Regions from separate parts of the Homo sapiens genome. Here region 2 is linked to region 1. Evidence: chromatin contacts called from ENCODE Hi-C or POLR2A ChIA-PET data. All regions are on one chromosome and are shown on one strand. The core of a region is the stretch at or near the end of the contact, and the rest is flanking DNA. Distances in the headings are between cores, read along the strand shown.

What was found. A loop is a pair of places that touch in the nucleus more often than their neighbours do. ChIA-PET counts read pairs that join two places held with the same protein, here RNA polymerase II (POLR2A). Pooled maps may share reads with other maps.
Region 2: a loop to region 1 is called in a map of endothelial cell of hepatic sinusoid, with 5 times the contacts of the local background. The contact joins two enhancer-like sites. A Hi-C loop is called at or near these places in 3 of 168 maps with a recorded cell type or tissue (endothelial cell of hepatic sinusoid, gastrocnemius medialis and psoas muscle) and 1 of 50 pooled maps. POLR2A ChIA-PET finds 5 or more read pairs at or near these places in 4 of 52 experiments (BJ, MCF 10A, Panc1 and 1 more).

Annotation. Positions count from the first base shown.
Region 1 is chr5:91,016,127-91,018,826 of GRCh38, forward strand. All of the region lies in intron 85 of ADGRV1 (adhesion G protein-coupled receptor V1), which reads left to right. Among named protein-coding and RNA genes, the nearest start is that of LUCAT1, 300 kb to the right of the region's middle. Within about 2 kb of position 1,385, at least 4 of the 41 ENCODE cell types and tissues checked have a DNase peak (open chromatin) inside an H3K27ac peak, as active enhancers do.
Region 2 is chr5:91,057,259-91,059,958 of GRCh38, forward strand. All of the region lies in intron 85 of ADGRV1 (adhesion G protein-coupled receptor V1), which reads left to right. Among named protein-coding and RNA genes, the nearest start is that of LUCAT1, 260 kb to the right of the region's middle. Within about 2 kb of position 1,418, at least 5 of the 41 ENCODE cell types and tissues checked have a DNase peak (open chromatin) inside an H3K27ac peak, as active enhancers do.

The DNA of each region.
Region 1 (2,700 bases), core at 135-2,634:
TTTGGCTGGATGTGAAATTTTAGTTGAAGATTTTTATATTTTTTAAATTATTAATCAGCCTTTAATTGGCTAATTTGGACCATGCCATGCCTTAACAATGACAAACAATATCTTGTGTTTTTTAAGGATTTATTCATTATCTGGTTTCAGGTATTGTGTGGTAGGAAGTTCTTTAGAAATTACCAGACCCTGGAGGGTCCTTGTTCTTACACACTCTAGCCCCCATCCTAGTTCTCAGTCCCTGCAAGCTTCACACACATGTGAACAAATGCAGAGAAAAATTACTTGTGACCCAGGTCATTTACCTGGTCTCTTTTTCTGTCTTAATTTCCTTAAGCTGATTATTGATTACAAAGAAAACCTCTGGACTTTGGAGGTAGGGGAAATGCTGGCCAATATTTCATGAAAACCATTCACTGTCCTCTGCATCATTAGTAGAAGAAACAGACATGCAATCCTATAAGCCTACCAAAGGTCAGATTGATGAATTTTAGGTATCCTGTGGCAAATGGTGAAAATCAGAGATGACGCTCACCTGCTCCAGCTTGAGGATATAGACTAAGTTAAAATGGAATAAAAGATAATGTGACCAAAGAAAAGAAAGTCATTTAGTTCATTTTTTTGTTGTTCATCAATTCAATAAATATTTTTTAAGCACCTTCTATGTGCCAATTGCTCTAGTAGACACTAGAGATACAGTAATAAAAGTAGTCCCTGATATTAATCCTTGGTGTTAGTAAAAAGAGAAAGTACAGGGATGAAAAGGGAAGCTAATGAGGGAACAGAGAAACAGAGAAGAGAACTTTAACATTGATCTAGACTGTAATATGATTGGAAGACGTAGGGATATTCAGGATATAAACTGAAGAGTTCCAATGGGAGAACCGTTTATGAAATCATTGTTCCATTGCACTCAGTAGTACCAAGCAGTCCACAAGAATTGACACACATTTCAAACATGACTTACTACAAGCATGGCTTTCAAAATGGATATATGTGACTCATGAAGAGCCTTGTTCAATCTACTATTGCTAAACTTTCAATTTTGACATATTTTTCATTAAGAGGTGCTGTTCTGTCTTGCAATACTGATTGACCAGCCGCCAAACCACATGAACTACATTTGGACCACAATTGGCAGAATGTATTCTAATGTGAAAGATAATACAGCAAGTACTTCTTTGTAATTCCATGTTCAAAATGAAAGTATAAAATAAGCACCAAAAAAAAAATGATAAATTTTCCATTTAAAATGTACCAGTGGATCTGTGGGGGTCTATGAAATGTCTTTTGCTTTCCTATCTGAAGGAGAGCTCAAGTTGTTTATATTGTGCTGTTACTTCAGCAGTGAGTCAGGAACACTTTATCCTCCCGTGGCATGAATACAGGGGGTGATTGCAGGCAAAACAACCAGTCAGAGCAATTATTACATGCTCTTTGGAACTCTGTGCTGTGCCTCTTGGTAAATAGGATTTTATGATAAAAGCATCAAGATGTAGACATGTCACCAGTGATGTGAATTGTTGTTAAGTAGAGTTATAAGGTACAAATGTATGTATGCCCTTGGATGTGAATTTACCCCCAGGACAATGTTTTCCAGTGTGTGGTTTCCAGGTGACTTGTATCACTAGAAAATTTCGATTTCTAGTCTCCTACAGAGATTCTTATTTCTCAGGTCTAGTGTGGGCCCTGGGTGTCAGCACTTTGAACAAGTCCTCAGAGGATTCTAATGCAGATTGAGGTTTGAAAGCTATGGACCTAGAAGAAAAAGAATCACTTCCAATCAGTCAACATAACTAAATTGTTAACAGAAAACTATAATTTTATATATTCAGCAGTATAAAGTATATATGATATTCTGAAAGAATGTAAAACAAATATATTATATTGAGAGTATTCATAATCTACCCTACTATGTTTTTAACAAGTACATGCTGGATCTTCTATATTCACTTAGAAAAAGAAAATGATATACAGAGACCTAATAAAGAACCTGGTTCTGAAAGGGAAGGAAATACCTTTTCTGAAAGTCTCTGAGCATCTTTTCTCTCTTCTGACCTTGTCTGTTCTGAAAGATGAATGTCCTACAGGCAATCCCAGGGGGTCTTCCTAGACTGCAATTCTCCCTGCCCTTAAATATGTGGAGTTAACTGAAGCTCCAGACAGCTCAGCTCCAGATGAATTTCTCAAACAGTTCCTTCTGCTGTCCCGGGACCTGGCCAGAGATTCCATGGGAGATGCCTTTGGTAAACTGGATATGGGAGATTTACATAGCAGCATAGTGGGAGAGAGGTTTTGGCAGAGCCTCTTCAAGAGAAGTGTTGAAAGAAAAGCTGAGATTTATGTTACACAGTATCTTGACCTCAAGTAGTGTTTGCTTTGGGTTCTTAGGTGTGAAAGGCAACTTTTGCATTTCTAAAAAGAAGAAACTTGTAGGTCTTGCATACCATGTTTGCCCTAAGTCAGCTAAAGGGGAAAATGCAACTGGACATTCATACAAATAAATTAAGAAATTAATCTTAAATCCTTTTGTTAAATAGTCACATTTGGATTCCTTTATGAAGCTGTCTTCTAAAGCAGAGTTATACTGATTCAATAAATAAATATCCCTATATTTGATGAAGCAAACTTAGGATTCATGCTAATACAAATGACAGAAATCCAGTGTAAACTGCCATGGCTTAAGCCTTAAAGCTTAAG
Region 2 (2,700 bases), core at 168-2,667, 41 kb after region 1:
ATGCAAGATTTATTTGAAGAAAGAAAAAAAATAAAGAAAAGAACAAATAAACTATTGTACCATCATAAAGGGAAGTGTTTGAAGATATTAGCTGGCCCAGCTCCACAATTAAGAAGTTTGGCTACAATTAAAAACTTAAGAATATCAGTCAAAAATATTTACTGTCTATTAGATCATCATTTTTTTAATGAGAAGAAATTTAGAAAGTGCATAAGGAGACAGCCTTACATTGTTTAAAGCCAGTTTTAGACTATTTGGACTTTTCTTATACATGCATGAGTATGCTCAGAAATTCAAATTACTCTGCTGTTCCTATTTTATTTCACTGCCCTGAAATCCTGTTGTTGAAACTACAAGACTTGAAAATAACAGGAACATCCTGTTGACAAAAATAAATTCCTTATGATAAAATATTTTTCAACTGAAGCCAATTTTTTTTGGATGGGGAAAGGGCCTTGGTGGGAGAGGGGATTGTGAGTGACAGAATGTTGGTTTGGGTTCATTGCTCTTTCCTCCTAGCTTTGCTCTCTCTCCTTCTAACGGAATTAGTTGTATTATTTTACATGAATTTTTGTATTATGCAAAAATGTTGATGTGTGGTGTCTTTGAAAACTGTTTTATGGAAGGAATACGTGTGTCTGTGCTGCCCAGGTATTACTAGTGAGTATTATACTTAGGAATGAGCATGTTTAGTGTGATGTTCACTAAACACTTGATTTATTCAATAGTCCCCTAACCCCTGGGAATGCATATGCAAAGAATAAAATGTTTCAGACATTTGCTTAACAAGGGATTTTAGATTATTTGCAGAATATGGTCCCTGAAAACATTTTAGGTTATTTTTCCATGGAGTCTGACTTACGCTGAGAAGCCTCATTATAGCACTGACCAGGAGTTTAAACAGTCAGGTGCTGGGCAGGCCTCAGAAGTCCTTGCACTTGGTTTCTTCACCCATCATGCTGGAGGGAGGGTGGCATGACCTCTACTATCCCTTCTAGTGCTCAGATTCAATGAAGGAACTTATTTTTTAAAGAAGGAAGTGCTGTTATCTTTCTAATGGGCAGCTCAGAATGGCAGGGATATTAATAGTGGCCTGCATTCCAATAGTCAACACTGAGATCTTCCAGCAGTCACCCCATCCAGAATGCAGGCTTTGAAAGGCTAGAAACCCTCCCTCTTCCATAAAATCGTTAGGTAATTGACCTTTTTTTTTTTTTGGCATCTTTTGCCCTCTTTTTGGAAGCTTTGTGGGAGTGGGACAGTAGTATGGAAGATAAGAAACCCTAAGTTTAAATCCCTAGAAAAGCCCCTGAACCAATAGTCAATTTACTGCTGCTAACACCACTGGCCAGACTGGTTTGTCAGTCACTGGTGGTGTGATGGTGTCATGTTGGGCTTCCTTATTACGTGCCTCTTTTTGAATGACCCATCATTACCTTGACTTTTCAAATTGGACCAAGTTTCAACACTGATTTTGCAGAAACACACATGAGTCATGAGGAAAAGTAGCAAAGGGAAAGTTTTCCTCCTTCCCCTCATGCGGACGTGCTGTGGACACAGGCAGACAATCATAATTGCATGACTGAGTCACCTTACACACCTGCTGATCGGTAAAGAACTCAAGAGAGAAAGAGCTGATTTCACCTGCCTCTTCCACAAAGTCTCCTGACTACCCCAACTGAGGCACTGTTTTCTTTCACTGAACTCATACTGCACAGCACTTTTCTCTGACACATAAATAAATGTGATGAATGTTCACACTTTCCTCTCTACTATTTGGTATCTTCTCTTTTTTAATGCAAATTAAATCTTGTATACTGTATACATAGGAGGATTTGGGCTTAGCAATAGACGACAGTGATCATGGTTATCTTTTATTGAGTACCTACGGCATGCCAGCCTCTGATCCAAGACCTTTACATGTATTCACTCATTTGGTTCTCACTGCACTCTTGTAAGGTAGATGCCATTGTTTTCCCTATTTTATTTTTTGGAAAACTGAGCTGTGGAGAAGCTACATACTGAGTATGTGGAGAAGCTACATAGTTGCAAAGTCAATAAGAGGTGTACCTGGGATCCTTCCAAATATCTGGCCTCAGAGCCTTCATTATTACCAGTATTTTTTTTGCAAGCAGAATTATTCTAACCCATCAGTAAAAGGCTTCTCCTCACTCTGTCCTTCCCCCTACATTATACCCTCAACAGCAAGATCATTTTCTTTTGAGAAGCTTCTTTACAAAAATCATAAAGGAGCTCTCTTGACATCTGTCTATCTAGCTCATTAGACGTGTCTAGTTTAGGGCAGTTCAAATTGGGACTTTTAAAATGTTGCCTCTACATATGTATGATCTAATTCTTACCACTTCAAAGCTTCAGGGAAAGTGAAATGTGTCATTTCCCCCTCAATATTGGGAATTCCCCATAAAGTGGATAAAATTTTAGCCTGTATTTCCTTTTAGTTTTACTTTCCTCTTCTGAAATTAATTCATGACCTCTATCTCAAGTTTTCTCCAGATTTTTGGCCCATATTTCTTTTTAACATTTATCAAATATCCCTTGCATATTGGCCTTTTACATTTCTTAAGTTTCCAGTTTTAACTGTAACATTGCAGGACACATAAAAATGATAAATAAATACTAATTAATAGTAACATCATAGACTAGCAACAATCCAATATGAGCATATTTAGGGTTTAGATA